Regions from separate parts of the Mus musculus genome. Here regions 2 and 3 are each linked to region 1. A link is a loop called in an ENCODE intact Hi-C map of the cell type or tissue named here. Cell type or tissue: left cerebral cortex. All regions are shown on one strand.

The links. Peaks named below come from ENCODE experiments on the same cell type or tissue, not always from the same donor. Only the 100,000 strongest peaks of a DNase experiment are listed, where the experiment ranks them.
Region 2: it touches region 1 in a loop (2.0-fold over the local background); 2 of 42 quality-filtered maps call a loop at or near these places.
Region 3: a loop joins it to region 1, with 4 times the contacts of the local background. A loop is called at or near these places in 4 of 42 quality-filtered maps.

The regions. Positions count from the first base shown.
Region 1 is chr8:108,711,019-108,719,018 of GRCm38, forward strand. It overlaps Zfhx3 (zinc finger homeobox 3), which reads left to right and starts at 3,626. Exons shown (of 10, transcript NM_007496.2): 1 at 3,626-4,312. In left cerebral cortex, a CTCF peak has its summit at 3,728; DNase peaks (open chromatin) are centred at 2,995, 3,712, 4,292, 5,907 and 1 more place; H3K4me3 peaks cover 1,498 bases; H3K27ac peaks cover 937 bases.
Region 2 is chr8:109,463,392-109,471,391 of GRCm38, forward strand. It overlaps Gm39246 (a long non-coding RNA gene), which reads right to left. Exons shown (of 2, transcript XR_879182.3): 2 at 4,469-4,760. It also overlaps a transcript of Pmfbp1 not described here. Among named protein-coding and RNA genes, the nearest start is that of Gm35145, 6.2 kb to the left of the region's middle. In left cerebral cortex, a CTCF peak has its summit at 4,343; DNase peaks (open chromatin) are centred at 507, 728, 1,358, 1,836 and 3 more places; H3K4me3 peaks cover 508 bases; H3K27ac peaks cover 1,853 bases.
Region 3 is chr8:109,182,778-109,190,777 of GRCm38, forward strand. All of the region lies in intron 5 of D030068K23Rik (RIKEN cDNA D030068K23 gene), which reads left to right. All of the region lies in intron 1 of 4922502B01Rik (RIKEN cDNA 4922502B01 gene), which reads right to left. Among named protein-coding and RNA genes, the nearest start is that of 4922502B01Rik, 63 kb to the right of the region's middle. In left cerebral cortex, a CTCF peak has its summit at 3,317 (motif pointing left); a DNase peak (open chromatin) is centred at 3,315; H3K4me3 peaks cover 369 bases.

The DNA.
Region 1 (8,000 bases):
TGGGGGACGGCCCAGGAACAAGATGGGAAGTTCACCCCCCCCCCCCCCCGCCCAAACAAAGCACCACGCTCTCTCTCCTGCAGCATGCAGACCTTGACTGTGATGCTGTCTTTAAGCATCTGTCTGCCTTGTCATTAAAATCCTCAATTTCAAGGTTTAGAAACACAAATGTAAAAATCCCCCTGGGTATAAAAGTCTTGCATGGCAACTTCTCTTTGCCCTTTCAGGAAATAAAAACAAAATATATATGTATTTGTTTCCAAAAAAGAAAAAGGAAGAGAGAGCTTGATGACCTATTTGCCTAACATGTAAGGCTCATTTAAGACAGTCTCTGTGGTTTTTGCTTCCTTGAGACCTGGGCTTTGCCACTCAGAAATATTTTGGGGGAAAACTCTTTTTGAATCACAGGTTTAAAAGAAGACTCATCTGGGCCTCTGTGGTGTGTCTGATTGACAGGGTTAGGGGCAGACTGAGTTGGGAAAGGCAGGTGGATAAACCAGATGCCTTCCACTAGGATCGGGTAAAAATTCATCTGTGGAATTAGCACCACAGCGATCCACGAAGGCCTTGAGGTTCTTGTCAGAGATGCGAAACAAAACATTTGTGCCGAGGTCCCCAGTGCCCCAGCCTTCAGTGGCTGAGCTGCCTGGAGGTGGATCTGTATACTAGACCTGATCCAGGGGGCCTGGGCCCCCAGCAGATGCCTAGCCTCTAAATAAAACTACCTTGTATTGGTGGGATGAGCTCAGGCCATAGAGCAAAATTCAGTTCTGAATGTATTTATTGGCAGGGAGAAGGAGGGCATGTCTGTGTATGTCTGTGCCCCCCACCCCATCCGAGGTTTTAGCCTCCAGAGGATTTAAGCACAAAGTTTTAAAATCAGTATAATAAAACCAGAATGATCTGGAAGAATGACATACATCTACCTAGCCCCAGTGGTGCTCTGAAGAGGGGCTGGCATGCTGACATCCTCTGGATCTTCACTCAGGGATCATACTTTTAGCTTTTGGGACTTGAGAAGACACAGCACTGGGGGTGGGGGTGGGGGAGCGAGTCTGGGGGTGGGGAAGCAGGTTTGGCTGGGTTGGAGAGGTGTCATTTATCAGCCAGCTAAGCGTTCAAGCGTTCGTGGGCAGACCTCTGGCTCGGAGAATGGGTAAGGGGAGGAGAAGAGAAGGGGCTAGCATTCCCTGGTTTATTTTTAAATATTTATCCTTTGGCTGTCAGTGAGGCTTTCTAGCCGAGCGAGCGAGCGAGCGAGTGAGGGAGCTGAGGCCAGGGAAGGAAAGGGCGGTGAGAAACCCGTGAAGGGGCCTGCCTTTTCTGGCGGTGGCTCTATTTTGTCCTTGCGTCCTGGGTGCTGCCCCAGAATATCAGGCTGTCAGTGCTGGGCAGGCCTGGGTTTAACATCAGACAGCTGCCCTGTCCTGAGTCTGGGGACAGAATTGGCAACGTGGATTTCGGAGAAATTGACGGTTTCATTATGTGAGCGTGGGCCTTGTGAATTCCCTCTTGTTTTGGTTGGATGGAAATGAGTTACCCCCGAGGCAGGAGCACCCCAGCTTTTTTTTTTTTTCACAGTCCATCCTGTTCACGACGGTCTCCAGGCTGTAGGTTACCTGCCTGTGGCTCTCCAAGTTAAATTTTTGTCTAAACAAAGACAGGCTTGAGTAGGCCTCGTCATGCATGTAGTTATTGCAGGGTTGAGATAAAGAAAGGGGATCAGGGTCATTCTTTTTTCTGCTTGTCAGGCTTCTGAGGTGTAGAAGGCCTGACCCAGGGCCTGGGACAGAGGCAGGATCAAGGCAGAGGCCCTCTACTGCCACCCCCTCCTCAGGATCTCTCATTACTTTAGATCCTGTCTTGTGGGGTGTTTTTTTTTCCCTTTCTAGCTTTCATTTTGTCAAAATGTGTATCCCATGCCCCCACCTATACTCACCTCCTTACAAGATTCTGAGGCTGTCCCGTGAATAAAACTCATGAGGAAGCTGCAAAATTCAGTTTTCCAGGAGTGGAAAGCAGTTTCCTGTTGGCTTTGCATCTTCAGCCTGTAGCTTCCAGGTGAGGGCTGAGGGTCTGGAATCTCTGTTTTCCCAAAGAGATTTCTGGAGGGGGGGGTCATCTTCTGAGAGGAGATTCTCCCCCCCCCCACCTTGCCTATCTCCTCGTCTTTATGCATTATTCATTGCCACTTTTTCAATTAAATTATTAATTGGTTTTCTTTAAGGTGTTCCTGACTCGTGTGGCTAACATAAATAACAGTGTGTTTTGAAAACACCACCTGTTCTTGAGCCCGAGGTCAGGCAGCCTGAAGCAGGTCTATGGAGGCCATACTCTGGCTCAAAAACCCATCCTCCCCCAACCCCCCCAGACCTGCTCTCCCCCTTCCCCAAGTTTGACTAAATTTGGCCTCTGCCCTCCTTTGTCCCTAATCAGACATGATTCCCCAGAGGCAGCTCTTTTCTCCCAAGGTCCTAGCTTGGGGTGGGGGAAGGGAGACGGCGATTGCAATCTTTTTTTTTTTTCTTGTGCTAAAATATAGACAGGGTAACAGACTGCGCCCAACAGGTTAGGTATTTACATCGATTTGAAACCGAATTCTATTGTACCAAAATGCTTCCTACATTGGGGCCCTGTAGTTTTCACCAAGCAAGCCTCCCCCTTTCCTCCCTGTTAGTGTGTGTTTAATGCAAATACGATTCCATACATTCTGCTCTTCGCCGGGTGAGCTTATTATATTTCTAACACTTGCATGGTTCATTATTGTGCAGTAGGAAAAGACTCGCGGCTGCCGGGGGCAGCCTGGGTGGCTGGTTTTCAGAAAGAGAAAAAGCAGGTGTCTTTCTATGCTGGGAATGAAGACTAGATTTAGGAGGAGGGTGGAATTCTGTCTGAGAGGACTGGAGCCTTCCGGTGAGATTTCAAGGGGGCCTGCCTTTGCATAACAGAACGCCAAAGGTGAACCTTGGGAGACCTAGAAGTGCCCAGCTGTCGCTGTGACCAGCCGAGGTAGCCCCGTTGGGTTTGATCCTGGTGGTAGAATCGTCTTGAGCCGGGCCACCTTTCTTGCCCTGTCTGAAATGCTCTGTGGCTCCTAAGGGCAGTCTCCTGATCCTGACAGCGGGTGGTTCCAGGCTGCTTGGCCTTTTCTAGTCGTTTCTTGCTCTCCTCTTCTCCCCCTCTCCTTAGAAACTGTCCTTAAACTCTCAATGGAGAGTGAGTGAGTAGGGGATGTTTTCGTAAGTTTCTGCAGCTGAAAAACAGAAGTGCTCTGTGAAGCAGTTAATAGGATGGGTGTGTGTTTCAAATAAATTCCTGTCCACATTGGCTAAAGTCCCCATGTTAGAGTGGCCTGGCTCTGACGTGGACAGGGCCCAGAGACTGATGGATCAGGGTTCGGAGGCCCCGACTGCTTGTTCTTCTCTTTTGGGGGAGAGACTGGGGGTGGCCGAAGGCGCGTCCGTTTCTTCCAGGCCGGCCTTTGACTTTTGATGAGCGGTGCGGTCAGTGCCTCGCGGGGACGCGGCTTTGTTCCTGCCGGGCCGGTTCCTGGGTTGGTGCAGGCCAGGGCAGCCAAGGCTCCTGTCCCCAGGCGAGTGCGGCCCAGGCCGCCTCCAAGGCTGGTGCTGGGAGCCCGGGCCCGGCAGCTCCGGCCCTGCTCCTGTGTGTTTGTGCGTCTATGTCCCCAGGTCCCCGCAGGCGCGCGGGCGCGGCCACCGCGAGCAGCCCGGCCTGCGCCCAGCGCGACTGTAGATGTCAGGCTTTGCCCGGGGAGCCGAGAGGCTGCGGGGCTGTGAGTTTCAAATTAACCTTCCGCTTTGTTGCTGTGTAATGTGGATCCCCGAAGGCCCCCCGCCCCGCCCGCCCCCCTTCCTCGGGCGGTGCGCGCTGCAAACTGCGAGTTGAGCTTCATTTACATAAAGCGATTCCGGGCGGGCGGGCGGGCGAGCGGGCGGCGCAGGAGGAGGAGAGAGGCGGGCAGGCCGGGACGGGGACCGGGACGCAGCGCCGCGCCCCGTGGGTGAATCCCCGCCGCGCCTGGGGGACCTCCCTCCCCGGGGCAGCCCGCAGATCGCCAGCCCCGGGCCGCCACCATGCGCGCCCCGCCCCTGCCGCCAGGCCCCTCGCTCCTAGCCTGCGCCACCGCCGAGCCCGGGGGGCAGCGGGAGGTGGGGAGAATGCCGCCTGGGGTGGGTAAGTTCGGGGCTCCGCTGCCACTGGAATCTCCCGTTGTCGCGCTGCCCGGCGTGGTGGCCCCCGGACCTCCGAGTGCCTCCTTCCTCCTGAGGTGTACGGAGGCTTTGTGTGCCAGGTGAGTGCAGCCTCCCTCCCCCGCCGCGCCGCTCGCAGCCGGCCTAGCGCTGGAGGCAGGTGCTGCGAGTGAGTCTTGGCTGAACTTCCCATTCTCTTGGGGCGTGTGGGGGAAGGGCAGGCTTGGATGCACTTGAACTCCTAGACTCCAGGAGGAACCTACCTGGGGAGAGAGTGGCTTAGAGTCTGCTGGGCACCAGAGTACGTTCTTCCTCCTATCTCCTCTTGCTTTTCCTTCCCGACCTCCTCCTCCTCCTCCTCCTCCTGCTTTTGGGTTAGTTCCTACCTTGTTAATACTTGGGGGTACTGGTGCCATTGAGAACTTTGGATTCTTTGGTCTAAAACACACCTTCAGCTGCCGGGGGGGGGGGCGGTTATGAAGGAAAGAGAGAGAGAGAGTGAGAGTGTGTTAGAAGTCGCTGGTCAGTTTGCAGCAATGTGAAGAATGTGCCTGTTTGGGGAGTAATTAAAGAGAGAATCAGGGCAGAGCTGGCGGGACCTATGGAGATCATCTTGGCCTGGCTGCTCTCTAATTTCGGTTTGTTCTTCTGCCAGAACCGGTACAGCATTTATTTTGGGGGGCGGGAAGTACGAAGGAAAGGTAAGATTTTTTTTTTAAACTCCATTTAAAGAGGAGAGATATCCAAGTTAGGGTAGCAACAAGAAAAATAACAACAAAAAAACCAAAAACAAAACCAAAACAAAATCCAACTCAAAGTCATTTTGTAGGCTTAGAGAGAAACAAGCTTTCTGGATAACAGCCTTTTCTGTCCTGTGCGTACCTATGTAATGATGATGGTGATGGGAAATCTTACCCTCAGGGGAGAGCCCACAGCCCACATGGCACACTCAAAGGGAGTTTCAGCAGCCAGCCTTAGTGGTGGTACCCAGTGTGCTAAACTGGTTTAAAGGTGACCGGAGAGCAGGTGAGTCCAGGAGGGCACCCCACCCCCCACCCTCCACCCCTTGCATTTTCTCATTTATCAGCCTCTGAAGACTCTCTTGGAGCCACTGATATATAAACCCCAGAGCATATAGGCTTCCCATCTGGAAGGCAGGGAAGGCCAGGGCCTGCTTGGTGTACGGCATCAAGACACAGCAAGGAAACCAGACTTAAGCCTGGGAGAGAGATGGTGAGGAAGTTACACGTCATCTTCATCTCACTTCATTTCGTGCTTTGAGATCTTTGGTGACGAGTCACTAAGTAAATAAGAGTCTAATTTGAAGCTCACCCATAGCTGGGGGTAACTGTTTCTTTGCCATCAGGCAGCAGGTGCCCAGTTTGTAGAGTTGGCCCCTAGAGTCCCCTCATTCCTAAATTCAGGAGGTGTCAAACCTTCATGTTCTTTTAATGGCTGTGGTTTCTGGATAGGTTTCAAGGGAAACCCTAAAAATCACGAGTTCCAGTGGGCTGGGCTGGAGTGCTGTGGCCCAGACTGCATTAAATAGGAAAGCATAGACCTTCGGAGGTAACCTGATCGAGAGAGAGAGGGAGGGAGAGAGAGAGAGAGAGAGAGAGAGGGAGAGAGAGAGAGAGACTGCAGTAGGGAGTTGGAAGCCTGGTTCTTGTTATCACAACATCCACTGGCAGCCTGGGATTCTAAATCCAGACGTGGAACACAGGGAACAGAGGTGGGCTGAGAGGAGTCTGGAGACAGATGCTCAGTCATAGAAAGATTCTGAAATGAGTGTGTGTGTGTGTGTGTGTGGGGGGGGGGTCATTGGAAAGACTGGATGCTTGCACACCTGTGTTTGTGTTTTGTAGTTCTGAGGGGTTCCTGAAGGCCGCCTTCCAGAATGTGTGCATGCCATGAAGGCCAAGAGCAACTTTCTCCACCCACCCCACCCCCTCCCTTTCTTTTCTAAATCACAGGACCAAAGAGCCTGCCTACATTTGATTTCTAGTATGGTCTTCAGAAGACCTGTTAAAGTGGCTCTCAAAACGGGCTGGGGGTCACACCGGGTCTTTTATTTAATTACACACAAGTGTTATTTAACAACATGGGGTCGGTGGCAGAAGCAAGCACTTGTACACTTTGAAAACAGTCCTTTTGGAATGGCCAGGAATTAAGTGCTTTGAAGACCTTCTGTCCTTATGATGTGGGTCAGGTACTCCCCCCCTCCACCCCCACCCCCTGTCACCTCACACTTTCTATGGGATGGAACTCTGGGTTCTCCAGTTCTGAAAACTGTTTGATTGACAAGGAACTGGCTGGCTCTCTGAGAACAACAGAAACAACAAGCTGCAGCCGCCAACCACCTGAAACCTTAATTTTGGTTTCTTTGCCCAGCGAATGCTAAGGGCGGGTGGAAAAGGGCCCAAAGAGAGCGGTGCTTGCAGGCGGCCTCCTGTTCGGCTTGTCCTGGCTGGACAGCAAAGTGCTTTCCTGCTGTTTTGAGGCTGGGTTTAACTGCTATGTAAACTCGGTGCCAATTGGACTTCCCAGTGTCAAGGAGCTAAAATAAGCGAGATTTCAGCCTTCACCATGAGGACTTAAAGTGATGGCCCCTGAATTTTGGGTGACCAAGAGGTGGTTGGCTCATTTGAATAAATCTGTGAACTTGAGTTTTGGTCACATGTGCTATTCAGGGAATATGTCTTTATTGTGTGTGTGTGTGTATGTGTGTGTCCTTTTAGTGTATTTTCTAGAGACTTGGTTTTGGAAGTGAGAGTGTGAGTGTTCAGGAATACTTGAGGGCCCCAAAACAAACTCTTACCTAGGAAGCTAGTTTTATCGGGGGAGTTGCAAAAGTTTCTTCGTCTTAAAAAGTAAATATTTAAGTGACTAAGCAGTCTTTCTCAAAAAAATGTGTGGAACTGCTGTTCCCACTTGTCTGCATAGTTCCCCTTGGGAGGGTTCCCAGCTTGCCTCCTGCTTAACCTAGGGCCCTGAGTCTATCCTGCAAGGAGGCCATGGGGTGTCTGGTCTGAGGAAGCTTGTATAAGCCCCGCCTCCTGGCTGGCCAGCACTGCACAGCACAGCAGAGCAAGAATAATGCACCTGATGCTCGCTGTAGCCACCTCGGGGAGTACAGTGCTGTGGTTTATGCTTTCATTTGTGATTAAAATGGTCGCTTGCTGTTAGGCTGGCCTATTTCTGTAATGTTTGGGCCTGTTGGCCTACTCTGGTTCCCAACGCTGTTGTAATTAACCAGTACGGGGAGGGAGGTGTGTGTGAAGCCGTCCCAACACAACAGGAGGGCAGATTCCATTATCGGGAACTTCTTGGGGTTGTCCACATGCCTTGGTGGTGAATCTGGCTATAATGGTTATTGTTAGAAGTCGCAGCCTAGCCTTGCTGCTGCCGTGGCTCTCCAGTCCTTTCTCCCTGACTTAAAGAACTGTGGTCAAGGAACTGGGCAGCCCAGTTTTTAATGGAATGCAAGCTAGGGGATTCCTTTGTAGAGCTTGGCGCAGTAAGGTCTAAAGGTACTGGTTCTGTCTCGAGCACAGTGTCCTGCACCGGGAAGACACTGAAACAGAACCAGACCCACAGGAGCTAAGGTTTCCTCGTACTGTCCCGAAGTAGAGATGTGGGCAGAAATCTTGGGTCATTGGCAAGCTGTTTTCAGAATCCAGATTAGGGAGCAAAACTATCCAATCAACAACTGTCAGATTTGTTTTCTGTATGATTTAAAGTTGGCTGCCAGGCTGCTCTCTCTGACCATGTGGGAAATGGTGATCAGAT
Region 2 (8,000 bases), 750 kb after region 1:
TATGTAGAGCCAGAACCCCTGACAGCCACCTATCCTAATTCCACAGGGCCATTATGCCTCCCCTGGGCTTGCATCACATTCCCTGTCCCACCACAGTGTTAGAACAATGGTCAGGTACTGGCTGAGAAAGGCATTTGCAATGATGTCTTCCTCAGCCATTTAGAGACACCCACCCACTAATGCAAGCCACCACAGAAACTACCTTTTTTTTTCCTCCCCCCCCCCAAAAAAAAAAAGATATCCAATAATTTCCCTATTTTTAAGGTTCCTTTTGCGTGACCTTCAACATGGACTCTCTGAGAGCTGGACTCTACCTAGACTCCATTTAGTTATTCCAGCAGGTTTTACATCTTTTTTAAAGTAGCATCCATAAAAGAGGAAGGTCACTGGAGGGCTAGGGCCATGCAAAGACTGTCAGCTAGGAGGACTCCGCCTCCTGCCTCTGAACACAGACAGACTGCTGACAACACCTGAACCAAGGGGCCAGAGGTGACCTTGGGCTGGAAACAAAGGACTAAACCCGGAAGAACGATTTCCCCCGTCCCTGCAGCAAGACGGGCAACTCACCCTAGGCTGCCCAAGAGCACGGAAAACAAAGGCTCATTTGGCATCTCTGATACCATCTTTGGAAGTGAATAAGACAAATAGCTTAAAAGGGGAGGAGGGATCGATGACACGGCTAACTTGAGACTGTCCGTATGAGACACTCTGATTTATCAGCCTTCATGGAAGCTGATAAGCTCTCGAAATGAGTGTTCTGTGATAGGCGGCTGTACCTCCTGGGCGTCTGGGCTGCTCCCCTGGTTGGGGGGCCGGGAGGGAGGTGACTGTGATGGAGACTGAAAACTCACCCTTTGATTCCATTATTCACTGACCCCATGGGCTTTGCCTCATTATGATGGGGCTGTTAATTGTGCTATTCCAAAGCACAGTCAAAAGCTGACAGAAATTGTATTTCACAACAGGTTTAGGGGAAAGGGGTGGGGGTGGGGTGGGGCGACTATTGCTGTCTTTTTTTTTTTTATTGGTATTATTATAAAGGCTGTGTTTCTTGCATTAGCAGCCAGAGTCAGAGAAAACCGCACGGCCACGTGGGAAGGAGAAGGGCAGTTCTCCCCAGGGCAGGGGGATGTGCGGGATCCAGCAGGCAGAGGGAAGCTATTATTGCAGATAAGAATAAGAAAATGGAGCTGTAAAGTGGGCGAGTAGCCGGGTTGAATATTGGTGTTGAACAGCGTCTGAGCGCCGGCTGGCACTGCCTGAGTAAGATTAAAATCTGCAGGGAAATTTTGTTCCTTGGCACTGGCAGAAATTAGGAATAAATTCAATTGCATTCTGCACAATAGCTGGAAGCGATTGAGGTTAAGTGGCCTCGCTCTCTGATGTGTTAGTATTACTGAGCGCTCTCCGCTCACGTGACTCTGCTCTTGGAACAGGTCGCCATGGCAACTGATGATTTCTATTACAGTACATTCAAGTTCACATTCTAGGCCTGTCATACACTTGGAAATTTCCAGTTAAAATATTTATTTATGAAAAAGGCAAAAGAAAAAAAAAAGAAATGAAATGAAGGAAGAGAAGGAAAAGAAAGGAAAAGCCCCCGTCAGACTCTTGCAAGGGTGGAAAACAAGTCACCTCTGATGCAGAATGATTCGTCTGTAAACAAGGAGAGAGTGTTCTATTTTCTCTTAGCTATTGCCACCAAACAAAACATTTCCCATGGGGGGATGGGCCAACTTTGTTGGGGAGAGGGGCAAGTTAGCATCATACCTACCTAGGTCTGGTGTGCAGGTGTGTGTGTTGTGGAGCCGAGGCAGAGCGACCAAGGCAGTCTGGAAAAGCCACAGCTCTGAGTTTCCACCCCACTCTCAGAGACACATGGTTCTGATTTCTGCTGCCCACTAAGCCTCTGCACTTCATCTTACTCAATGCTCAGCAGCAAAAGAGCTGCTGTCACCTCTCAGCCATAACCACGAGGCAGAGAGATTTCTTGTCATGGGTCAATTCTGTGGGGGTCCCCAAAGGTCCTCAAAGCTGACCCCAATAGAGGAGGAGGCAGCCTGGGGCGTAACATGGAAGACTGCTCTCTCATGGAAGCCATAACCCTGCTCCATAATGATGCTTTCTGTGACTTGTACTTCCACTGGGCACTTCCAAAAAGACCCCGGGGACAGCCCTTGCCCATCCCTACCCGTCTACTAACCTAGGAAGGGTTATACATGTCCACTGGCTTGCCCCTGGAAAAAGGCAAGCTAAGGGTTAAACTAAACCTTTCCTGGGAGAGAAGTCATTATTTCCTGGCCAAGAATTATGCAGGGATGGCTTGCTAACAAGGCCTCCTAGCTTTGTGTATGTTTTCCCCTTAGTCAGGCATATTAAATATGTTAATAAAAGATTCCCCAAAGCTTTCTCTATCAGAAGCTTCCAGGTGGCTGCAGTGACCCTGGGTGCCCAATTACCTGGTGAGGTCACCCCATGACTCACAGATGGAGCTCTCTCTCTCAATCTCTCTCTCTCTCTCTCTCTCTCTCTCTCAAAATCTCCACACTCTCTTTTTGCTCGTGGCTTCTGCTAAGCCTGGTTACAATCGCATGCAGCTCTGTGGCCAGAACCCATTATGTAAAGCAAGGCAGTGTCTCCTGCCCTTGCCTAGCTGTGAGAGCCATAGGCTACTACTAGTGTAAAATATGGATCGCTAGTGTGTCTCAGACCAGCAGAGTCAGAATCTCCAGGTGATTCTGCATCCTTAAAACCAACTAAATTTGGCAAGTGCTGCCCGTAGACCATCGAGCAGGCTAGTGATACTATGGCTGTCTGTGGGTATGTGTGTGCACGGACACATACCTACGCAAGTGTCCAGGTGTGCCAAAGAACAATGGCAGGCATCTCAGTTGGTCTCCAAACAGTTTTGGTTTTTTGGTTTTTTGGTTTTTGTTTTTGTTTTTGTTTTGAGATAGAATCTCTCTAGGAAACTGGAGCTCACCTATCTAGATAGACTGGCTGGGTAGCAGGCTCCCAGGACCATGCTGTCTGTCTCTGCCTCCCTGGTGTTGGAATTACAGACACATACCACCGTGCCTGATGTTTACAGAGATGCTGTGGAGTCAAGCATGGGCTTTCATACTTGCGCAGCAAATACTTTACTGATTGAGCCACTGCCCCAACCCAAAGCTTTCTTTAAAAAGGAATTATACTGACATCCTAATGTCTCCCTGTGAGATACTGAGCCAGAAGTCTTATGGGGAACTCCGACCTGCTATTCATGAAGAATAGGGGCAAGACAAACTAGAACAGTAGTTTTAAAGAATGTAAAGATTGGGCTAGTAGCTATAGAGATTCCTTAATGGAAGCATGAATGAATTTGGCCCGGCTAATACGAACACATTTTCTATACCACCAAGGAGTTATTTCCTGTATAAGAAAAGAAATTCTTCTTAAAGCACAGATCCATCAATGTGTCGATGCAGCTGCTCTAAGCAGAGTGTGTGCATGGATGGCTGTCACCGATGGGCATGAGGTGAAGTGTAAGGTTAAAGTTTTAGTCCCACTCAGCAGCTTTCCTATGAGGAATTGCAAGACAGGTGTTATGCTTGCAGATTGCTGACTGCAAGTGCAAAGTAAGGCGGCAGCATCAAAGATGCCAGCACTGAAGCCAGAAGCCTGGCCAGGGACCTTCCTGTTCTGTATTCAGCAGAGATGATGGGAAGCTCAGCAGATGAGCAGTCCAGGTACCCTGTGCTCTGTCTCCGTGTTCTCTTACACAAGCGATGCTTGAACATGCTTCTTCTTGGGGGAGTCTAGACAGAGCCTGCGGTGTCAATATCCCTTGTGTTGATCTTTCTCCCATATCCAGAAGCAAAGGGTAAAGATACTGTTGAACTTTCAATGTTCTGTCCATCCAGAAGTATGGGGTGAGTGATAAACACTTGCAGAGTCTGTTTCTGAGTCAATCCAAGGGTTTTCAAAAATTCTTTCTCCTGTGCTTTCTCCCCAGTCTTTCTCTTTCCTTCTGTCTGTCTGTCTGTCTGTATCTGTATCTGTCTGTCTGTCTGTCTGTCTGTCTGTCTCTCTCTCTCTCTCTCTCTCTCTCTCTCTCTCTCTCTCTCACACACACACACACACACACACACACACACATCCACGAGCTCTAAGGGAGAGGTGGAGACTGATTTAGTATGGTCTTCTAGAGGCCTGAATCCCCTTATCTGGAGATGAGTAGAATTCTGGAATGGAGTACAGACTTGACATCCATACCCAGCCAGAGAAAGGTAGAACCCCCCAGCCGCCGGCTCTGACCAAGCGTAGCCCCACTGCAGCCTTTCTGTGGGGCTGCAGCATCACCTAGTGATGCTCCGGTTTAAGTACAAGCTCTCTTCCTGGGAACTGTCCAATTTCATCAAACTGTAGTAAGATGAATTAGACACATTAATGAATGAGGGTAATGGTAAACATAATCCCAAACTGGAGGTGACCCCTAATTCCATTTTTATTTAGTCTGGAGTTGCCTACACAGCATTTGAGTTCTCCGTAAAGCAACGCGAACTCTCACACGGCCGAGTTTGTGCCAGGCAGGACAGACGGGACGGGGGAGGTAGAAGAGGGCTAACAAGGTTAAAGGGAGACTCAGCTCTATCAGCTCAGGTGCTTCAGGAAGCAGGATGCTGGAATGACATCTGAAGGGTGACATCTGAAGCAAGAGGCAGAGGTCCGAGGAATGGGACAGCGGGAAGAGCCTTCATTCTGTTACACGGGCCCAGCATCTGTAAAAGGAGAGGGGGGCGCTTCAACTGCAGCACATTACAACAGGGAAACATGGTACAGCGCTCTCCCACAGAGGCACCTTGTACTGCCAGAATGAGCCCTGGTACCACCGGTGTATGGACCCATCTTCCGCGGCAGCTCTGAAGATGCTCCCAGCCAGGGGGGGTCACTCTCAGCCGGAGGGGCGGGGCGGGGAGTTGTCAGCTAACTGCAGCTCTGTGGCAGGTGCTCTCCTCACACCTGGAGAGCATGCCTTCATGGCTGCTGCAGATGGTAGGGCAGCTGTCCTAAGGTCCCCAATGTCTATACGCTGTCAACAGGAAACCAGTGGGTTGATGCATCTAAACTTGCTCCCTCAGTCACAGACTAAGAGGAACTCAAGTTGTGATCTGTACTCCCTGGCATCACCCTCGGACAGGAGGCCTTGTGCCTTTCACTGGCCTGTTCCCAGCCCAGAAAACTAGGTTTAAGGTCAACAGTCTGGACCACTATTTCACTTAATGGTAGAGGATCCATTTGGGTGTAAGAGAGTCCATATCCTGCCCCAGGCATGAGCAATGATTTGCCTGGATCCCATGTCCCTCCTGCCTGAAAGCGATCTTTGATGCTGTTGACCAGGAGATGCGCTGTCCAGGTGAATGCCCTGATCTCTGTATTGGAAACATGAAGGAACTCGCACCAACTCTGGGGTTTTTAGAAATCCAATTTGGGCGGAATTAAGAAGCCCAGAAAGCACGCCAGGCAAGGGCACAAAGTTTTCTAGTCACAGTTAAGCCACAAAGCCCAGGATGTCTTGAATGAAAAATGCAAGGAGCGGCTTGACAAAGGATGCTGGAAAGATCTGAAGGTGGAAGAAAGCCCGCCACAGAAATAAAGGATGAGGGGGGGTGGGGAAGAGGGTAGAGTGAATGCAGGCTTTTCTAAGGCTCATCGAGGAAAGAAAGAAAGAAAAGAGCAGAAGAGGAAGCCAAATAAATGAGTTAATGCCACTAAGAAGGTTAGAGGCAAGGCCTGGACTGGGGAGGCGGAGCATTAGCCGGACTAATAAATAAAAGGGGGAGAGAAATTAATGGAGACTGAGTGGCAGAGAGACTGCACTGCTCTTTTAAATTAGTCTTTAACAAGAAAAAATAAAGGACAGGAGCATAGATAATTAGGAAGTAATGAAGACCTTTAAATATAGATGTTGAAACAAAACCAGGTAAGGGAATACTTAAAAACCCGGCACGATATGTAAAACAGCAGGCCAGACAATGCACGCTCCCCAGCCTTGAGGGAATCGCTTAATGAACTTGCAGAACTACCGGCCATTATTTTTCAAGGGCTCCAAGAGACCTCGGACTATAAAATGAAAATATTTGGCTAGCTTTTTACCAAATAAAAGAGAGGCCTTGGTAATTACTATACCTGACACCATATACTCTCTCCCACTCGGGGACATTAGAATGACACGCGGAATTAAAAATATTGAACCACCTGGCAGCATGGGGGGGGGGTAGCAGTTAGTGTGTGATGGTGAGAGGCTCTGTGCTCTTTGAGTACAACCAGGGGTGACACAGATGTTTGGCTTTGCATTCAACAGAAGGCTTTGGGGGTTTTGCGGTGTCTGTGTATAATTCTTTGTCTTTTTTTTTAAGGCTAATGTAAAATCAGTTCCCATCCCCAGAGAGCATAACAAAGGGTTAAAAAAAGTCTTCATAATAGCTATCAATCTATGATATTTTCCCCAAAGATAGAGGAATAATAGAATATAGGCAATGTCAAAACTCTTCAAGTGCTCTCTCTAACAACAGTGTTCTCATTAGCGCATATTAATTATGCAAATTAGCGGGTCTCACGGTGACATTTTCATGCACACGTGTAATACGTGTTTATCTTATCACCTGCTCACTATCCTCTCTAGCTTTTCACCCTGAATTAGTCCCCACCCTCTTCCTAAATTGTTCACTTCGCTTTGATGACTTGTTTAAAAATCTAGACCTGGCACATGCAAGAAAATGCTCAATATCTGTCTTTCCAGGTCTGGCTTATTTCCGTTAATGTGATAAACTCATCCCAACTTACTTCTGAAAGCATGATTTTATTCTCCTTTACAGCTGAATGGTACTCTAGAATACACACACACACACACACACACACACACACACACACACACATATATATATACATATATATATATATATATATATATATATATATATATATATACTATACATTGTCTTTATCAATTCATCCATCGATGGTTGCTCTGTCAGCTGACTAGCGTGAATCATGCTTCAGTAGCCATGAAGGAACAGGTATTGCTGGCTGGTTTGTCTGGGTGTACACCCAGAAGTGGTATATCCAATCTTTTTAACCTTAGCAAATAGGGTCTAACAAGTTATTCTTCATGTTATTAAACAAATCATCATCTAAAACTTGGCCGCTGCTTATAGATCTAAAGCATGAACATCCAGAAGTTATTTTATAAAACTCAGATGGTCCTAAAATAGGGTGGCCTGTGTCCGTACTATAGAATCGGCTTCCTCCACTCCTGTAGCACTCACACCCTCTTGCATCTGTAATTGCGTAATGGCTTAACCAAAGGCTTTTGAAGCTGTGGGTTATTTCTCCTGGAGTAACTTGCTCATTGCTGTGTCTGAGAAGTTCTGCTGTTAGCATCCTTAAACAGACATCACTGTGCACCAGTTCTCTTCTTCCCTCAGAATGGAACCCCACCGGGAGGAAATGGCTGGCTGTCGATGTCTTCTTTTTTTTTTTTTTTTTTTTTTTTTTTTGGACTTTTGTCCTATACTAACAAATTACTTCTGAGAAGGAATGCAATTAAGACAATAAATAAAAGCGCGCACACCAAGTGAATTCAACAGTAACACTTTTAACTTTTAAGGGATGACTTTAGATCACGACGTGGAAGGAAACAGCTGAGGATGTTTGTCGACTTTCTAGGCTGGCCTTTTAAAAAGCTGGAGGGGAAAAAGGAGCGAGGGAGAGAAGGGGGGAGAGAGAGAGATTTCTCTTTTCTCTTAGGGACCTATGTAGATATGCAACACAAGGGTATATTTTTGCATGTGTGTATGTATAAGGTGTGTGTGTATGTGTGTTCACACATGTGCTCCCTAGTGTGTGTGCATAAGAACACATATACTATGTGTGGAGGCCCAAAGTTGACGGTGGATATCTTTCTCAAGACCTCTCTACCTTACCCTCTGGGGCAGGGTCTCTTGTGAACCTGGAGCTCT
Region 3 (8,000 bases), 470 kb after region 1:
TTTCATTTCATTACTTTAATTCTATAAGGTTATTTTCACAGGCTTATATTTAAAATTATACAGCTTGGAGAACTTTTTATTGAATTATTTTTTAACTTAAAATATAATTACATCATTCCCCTTGTCTTTCCTTGCTCCAACCATTCCCTTATACCCCTCTTGTTCTCTCTCAAATACATGCTCTCTATGTGTGTTTATGTGTATATATACATATACATCATATACATACACATACATATACATATATATGCCTATACATCCCTAAATATACAAATACAACCTGCTCAGTCCCCATAGTGTTACTTGTACGTACATGATTTCAGAGATGGCCACACAGTGTTGGATCACTGATCTGTGGTTTCTCCAGTTCTCATCATCCCTTAGTTAACTGCAGTCCTTTGACTAGACTGAGGCCTAATGAGATTTCTCCTTCTCTTGGTCGTGTCTATCGACGTTGTCCTTGTTCAGAGTTTGTTTAGGTATCCGTGCTGATGAGATTTCCTGGGTTTATCTTCTCTGGTATTCCTAATAGTAAAATCTCACAGCAAACTTATGGTAATCTGGCTCATGACTACCTTTTCTCTCATCTTTCCTGGTTCATCTTGATCAGGAGCCATCTTTCCTCTCATCTTTGCTGGTGTAGATGGATGGGTTGGGACTGGGCAGCCCGTGCTCACTTGCTCTCTGCATTTTATGTAGTTGTGACTTTCTGCAGTCATGTCTGACTGTTGCAAGGAAATGCTTCTTTGATGAGAGATGAGACTAAGATATGCATAAAAGGATAGAGATTTAGGATGTAGTTATTGATTATGCTGATTTATATCCTCTGAGTTATATCCTTGGCCATATATTTATATGGCTTATATATGTGGCTATATTTAAGTGGTGGGTTTTAGGTTCTCCTCGCAGATTAGTGACTTTATCAGCCTTGGGGAGCTGGCTAGGTCTCCAGTACCAGGCGTGGGTTTCTTCATGTTGAGAGGATCTTAAGTCCAATTTGACAGCTGTTGGTTATCACCAAGTTGTGTGTGCCCCTATTGCAAATTGTGCCATGGCGGTCATTGTTTTAGTTTGGAGCCATAGAGCAGGGTAGGGCTATCAGTTGCTTGGAAGCCTGTGTGGAGCCTTCTGATACCACGAGAACTAGTTCTCAGGGACTTTAAAAAAGTAAAATATGCCGGGCGTGATGGCACACGCCTTTAATCCCAGCACTCGGGAGGCAGAGACAGGCAGATTTCTGAGTTCGAGGCCAGCCTGGTCTACAAAGTGAATTCCAGGACAGCCAAAGCTATACAGAGAAACCCTGTCTCAAAAAACCAAATAAATAAATAAATACATAAAAAAGTAAAATATACTATTATAATTGTATGTTCTAAAGGGAAATCTATTTTATGATTCAAAGAATAGAACACAAGCCTCATTCCAGGAAAATAAGTGTTGACATTACATTAATTGATGGTTTGGCATCCTCTAACACTTTGGAAGTAGGATTTTCATAATAGACATCTGAAAACAACAATTCTTATTCAGTAAGAATTTCCTTTTTGGAGATTGGTAGACCCAAAAGAAAGAGAAAAAGTAGAAGTCTTTAACCCATTCGAGAAACTTGAACTCAAGGATGCTGGGTAAGGATGGCTGGGGAGGAGTACCAAGCAGATTTGAATCTGTAAGAAATCAAGGATGAAGGTAGCAGAGAACAGGAATGAGGTGTGCCGTGCAGCACTCAAGTAGGTGACCGACCGTAAGAACCTGGGTGCTCATCTGGGAGGACGGACTGCCGAAGCCGGATTCCGGCGGGCATTTTAGGGCCGTGTTAAGGTGAGAAGAAGAAAGTAGTTCTTCGTGCCCTGCAACTATCTAATAATACGCTGCCATAGCTGTCTTCTAATTGTAGGAGGTGCTTTATTGGAAATCTCAAGTTTGAACTCCTCAGACTCTGTCCGTCTCCTATCCCTCTAGGGCCAGCTCAGCCCTTCATCCTGTCAGAGCGCATAAAACAGAACAGCTTACAATTTGCTATGAAGGGGTCTTCGGGATGAAGCATCTTAATGTCTGGAAAGATTAGACGGGATCTTCATGCTTAAAGACTCCCATGAAACATTTCAAATCACACGGATGTGTCTCGGTGCCCTTTGCCAAAATTAATAGATTTAGGCTGTGGAGTTAGAAGAAGGCTAAGTATCCATACCCACCTATCATCCAATAACATTTACTATTTTTAAATCTTCTTATAGCTCCTGTACTCTTAAACTGAGAATATATTAAGTCAGAAAGGCTACCTATTTTAGACTCCTGTAAGTTAACACATAGGGGCAATTTCGATGTATAGTGACATTCTAGAAATAAATATCACACACAATGACCTAGAGACTACACCATGTTGATCGCATGCGGCTGTTTTTACTTGCTTGCTTGTTTGTAATTTTGACTATTTATCAGTCTGAGGTTGACCCGCCTTTCTGGTTTCAAATAGCTATTCCAAGAGCCCTGATAAAGAATGGCACAGAGGGACCATGGCGTAATAAACCACCAAGTGAGCTACTTTGAATTCCTCTCATGTTCTGAGAACGAGAATGTCTTAAGCTTTGATAGAACAGGGCAATTTTATATTTTCCGTCTGACTACTTTAAAAGGTTCATTGTCTTTTAATTAAACTACGGTGGGGGGGGGGCTGCTGGGGGAGAGAGCAGAGATTAAAAGCTGTCGTGCTGTAAACGGGGTGGCTTTTAGCAACTAGTAGATGAGTGAAGCCACCACCTCAAGCAAGATGAACTACAGCAACAAGTTCTGTGCCTCGAAGCTTCTCCTTGTCTGACTGTAGCAGTAATTTGGAGTTAATTTGTGTGGCTTCCGCAGTAAAAAAAAAAAAAAAAGACTGTGTTCTATGTCGTCTGACTCTTCCTAGCATGGCTTCGCAGCTGTTAGGTCCCCTTTGTATGGTCCAGCACCGAACCACCACCACAGGTGAAAGCCAGGTGAGCAGGTTAGATGGGCATCTTGGACCAGGCTTAGTGTTCACCACGTGTTGTTTACTCTCCACAAAATGCCTGCGTGGATCAGCCTCTGCCTCCATTCTCCCACTTCCTGCCTTCACCAACAAACGGAGGGCCACTCTCCTCTGGGCAAGTCACACTGTTAGGTTGGGCGAATGTCTGGGTTTCTCTGGGAGTTTTATTGCCTGGCACATTGTCTTGTTTTCCTTTGTCTGCGTGAACACTTTTTTTCCCCTTCTTTGTGTCTGTTTTTCTCCCTTTGCCTCCTACTCCCCACTTGTCCCCAAATCCTTGAAGCCAATGAGGCTGTGGTGACACCTTCTGGGCAGTGCTGGGAGTGAATTACAGCCAGGAGTGAGCTTCCTGGTGGTGGTAGCTCACCCACATACAGTGAATAATAGGATGTATGGTTTGCTTCATCAAAGAAACTGATACAACATCCTACTTGTTCTTGGGATTTCTAGCACTGCTAAGTACCAAATGCCGTAAGTTTCTTGCAAACAAGCACAGATTTGCAGTTAGTGAAATAAAAAAAAATAAATAAATTGACAACCAAGGCCCTACCTGCTTACTTTCCTAGTGGTGGTTCTGAGTCAGGCTTGAAAATGAATGTCAACAAAATAAAGGAAAGCAATTACGTGGGACTAGAATATCAACACCAGACGCTGCTGCACGTGTTTTTGCAAGGATGTGTGTGTGCATGTATGTGGTGAGACACGGCAGTATCCCGTTACATGCCAGTGCCTTCTAGCAGTAAGGACGTGTCCCATGAACAGTCCTGGTGAAGGCAGTGACATCCATCTCAGCTGCCCACTGCCTGGCCGTGTAGGATACAGGTCGCCTGGTGCTGTTTCTGTGCACCCATGTCTCTCAGCAGGTTTCACAGACAGGCTATGGATCTACTCTGTACAGCCTCAACTGGAGTCTTTTTTTTTTTTTTTTCTGAACAGACTCCATCATTCCCACCTCTCCTTCCATGCTGATTTAATTGTTATATTTAACATTTTTAAATGGTTTCTTTTTTTTTTTTTTCATACTGTATGGAAATGATACAAGCTTACAGGTACCAATTTCTCTCTCTCTCTCTCTCTCTCTCTCTCTCTCTCTCTCTCTCTCTCTTCCTTTCCTCCCCCTCCCTTCCTCCTCTCTTTCTTTCCTTTTCCCCTTTTCTTATTTTTTTTTCTATCACTACTGACTTACACTTGGACCCTGAAGAGACTCAAAGGTACAGCTTCTAGGAAAAAAAAAAATCACATGGCAGCTCTAGCAAAGTTGATGTTACTATCTCATCAGGAGAATATTAAAAGAGCCTATGGAGTCTGTTGAATAATCTCTGCCCTCCTCATAACTCTCTGTCATCATCACTGACTGAATAGCAAATACAGAGGTAACAGACAACAAAGGTACACCGGGCAGCCATTGCAGCTGTGAAGCTGCCCGTCTTTGCAGTAACTGCACACCTTAGGACGCCGTCACTAGGACACTGAGCCCAGGACACTAAGCCTGGCTGTTGTGGGTGACTGGAGCAGTTGCATCTGCAACCTTTAAAGGACCACCACATGCCTCATCTTCACTTTCTACGCCGTTCTTCAGTGAAATATTGCTTATTGGGTGTATAATATAAGCATTTATGTGTGGTACAGAACCCGATATTTTTTACAAGTCCTAAATAATCAAATCAAAGCCTAGCCACATTACTTTCCAATTCTGATTTGCAAACAGTGGTAGTCCGCTTGAGGGCGGGGGGAGGACAATAATGAAAATGGGGGTGAGGCTTTCCTGAAATTAAAAGAAAGCTGGAAATACCGAGGGTGTGAATAAGTAACAAAGTGTCGTGTGGTAACTGTCGCGTGGTAACTGCGGGGATGATGGTTTTATTTGAAGTGGGGGGCGGGGGGAGGGAGAACCAGAAGGAGGCAAAAACACAATTTGGTCTAAAATTGAATTTCTCTGATAAGGCATTTCAGAAGCGGCTTGTCTTATTCACTCAGCAGCAAAATAATCATATGCGCTTTAATAATCTTTATTTTACAGGAGTGTGTTGCCAGGGTAACAGAGTGTAAGCAGGGGAACAGCACCTTCCAGATCACAAAGGCAAATCTGTGGAAAGAAATTTCTCTCCGTTCCTCTCTCCCTTACCACTGTAATAAAGACTCTGTTTTTTTTCTGCACTATTTAATAATTGCCCATAAACATCCTCTTCTCCTTTCCCATTTCCATATCTGCTAAAACATGGACAATGGCTTAAGTCTGGAACTGCCAAGCTCAGTGGGCTAAGCAAAAAGACAGATGTGGTATCTTTAGCATTTTTATATAATTATTTTTTATTACTATTTTACCCCGTCTCCATTCCTTCCCTCTGACTGTATTCTTATTTCCTTCTCTCTTTAACCAGCCCGATGGTAGTATACCAAGGAAAGGGGGCTCGAGGTGGGAGTCTATATTCGGCTACATTAATCAAAATTTATTAGCCAAGCTTGCCTGCATGGAGATTTGAAGGAAGCAAGGAGTGCAGCTGAAGAGGATAAATTGAATTATTGCAAATGGAGTGACAAGCATTCAGACCTAAAGCTACAGAAACAATCATTTCTTTATACTCATGAACATAGAGGGTGGGTAAGGGGGAGAAGGAGATAAGTAGATTGGGGTGGGGGGGGGGGAGACAGAGAGACAGAAAGAGAAAGAAACAAAGAGACAGAGAGAGAATCCGAGACAGAGTGCGTCATCAGGGTCATTCAGTTTTTCATGGGCCCTGCTTCTGGGAGATCAGCAGATTTGAAATGAACAAAGTGAGAGATCCCAATGCCTTGGCAGCAGAAGAGATGCTCAAAACTGGCAATGAGAATGTACCAACTGGTCATTTGATAAGGTTCAATTCATGACAGACTGTGTATTTTCAGTAATTACCCCTAATTGTTTTAGCCAGGGCTCTAGCCTTTGAGGGTAAATTTCGTGGGGTCAGGGCACGTCTCGAGATTAGATAGAAAAATACTCCAAAGAGTCTGTGTTCACATGACTGTTGAAGGTGTGACTGTAGTGAAGAATTTTCAGGTTAAGGACATGTAGGTTGCTTAACACCACTGGTAACAGGATTCAACCTGTTTGTGGTAGCAGAGGCCTTAAGACAAAGGACTTCGAGGTGAGAGATGAAGACACACTCTGGTGCGTGGGAAACCAAACCAAAACAAACCATAAAGGACCGAGAGAGTGGACCATAAGCAAAGGGCCGTTTTTTAGGGAGTTTTCGCCTTGCAAATTCTCCTTGTCATCCCTGTAAAGGGAAGAAACGGGTGCATTTCAAGGCCATCACTTGAATGACCCAGATAGGACCTACTCTCCGAATGCCTGAGCTATCCAAAGAGCATACACCTAGCTAGCTGGCCAGCCGCTTTGAAGGTGAAATGCCAGTGAGCAGGAGATTTCCTTCTTAGTGTTGGTTGGAACAAGTGTTGCACTGTGTACATCTTGAGTCAGAGATGGGCCGTGTGAATAAGAAATGAGATACAAAGTTGTCTTAGCTCCCATGGACTTCCTGGAGTGTTCTAGTGATAGTAACATCAAGTGAGCAGCCAGCCACGCTCTCCAGTACTACAACAGAGAGAAACAGTACCTCCACTTAATGAAAGGTCTGAAACCCAGATTCGGGAACACGCTACAAAAGCCAGCCCACTGCAAGAAGGACCTGGGACAGCAAAGTCCCTTGTAACTTTAGAACTCATTGGTTTTTGTACTATTCTAGACTAAGTATATCAGTATCTCCATACTTTGTTTAAAATAAACTAAAACATGATATTTGCCTTAAATTTTATGTACAGGCATGACAAGTCAGGGAAAGAATAGATTGTGTGTAAAATGATTTTTAAAACTATTTCAAAATTAGTTTTAAAATAGAAAAAAGATATATGCTTAAAGTAAAAAAAAATTCTGTATTCCCACTTAAAGTCATTCAACTTCCATAACACGTAGATTTTAATAGACAGAGAAACGATGGTTAGAGACGACCTGCACACATCGGAAAAAGAAATGGGATTTCTCACACTGGGCACATTTCTTTGGATCCCTTATTTGTTTTCTCTGTCCACTCTGCTCATGCCATCCATACGAGTTCATGTGAAGGTACTATAAAGCCACACAGAACTTGAATTGCTTGGGAAGGTTTGAACAGGTTTCCTTTTTCATCCCTGTGATGGTACCTCTTCCCCCTCCCTCACACCTCCCCAATCCACCTACAGATCTCCTTGCTTTAGGACATGGCGACTTTGTTTCCTTTCCTCAGACTTCCAGCATGGGTGTTGAAATCAAGAGGCCTTAATCAGAAACGCCATCATGTATTGCAAAGCACATGAAAGCTAATGGTAGTATTTGTACAATGATCAAATTAACTTCTTAATGCAGTTTTTAAAAATACAGTGAGGCATTGTATGATAATGTTATGTTTCTAAAGGCTAACATGCCAGTCTTTCATGACTTTTAAATATATAAAAAGAACTTCTTAAACATTTTTCAAATCTATATTTTATAATTTTTGCTTTTTTTTTTTCTTCTGGGAATACTCTGAAGTTTGGCAGGGCCATCTTGGACTATAGCTATTCTCCTACCTTATAAAAATGTCTCCACCATGTTGGGCTCCCTCAGACTGTTCACAAATGAATAATAAGGAAGAAAGGGTAAAGAGTGAAAGCTAGCCAGGATGATGGCACAGGCCTGTACTCCCACAACATGGGAGGTAGAGGCAAGGGGATTACAAGTTCAAAATCAACCTGGTCTTCAGTGGACTCCCAGGCCAGCCAGGACTACATTTCAAGGTCTGGGGGGAAAGGAAGATCTCAAAGGAAAATTGTTATGATAATAGCTACAAAATAATAATAATAATAATAATAATAATAATAATAATAATATATTAGAAAATGTATTAATATCTCTACCAACTAACCTTTGTAGTAAGTATAATTCTGTGCTTGTATAAAACATACACAAATATAAAAATAACAGAACCTACTGGGGATC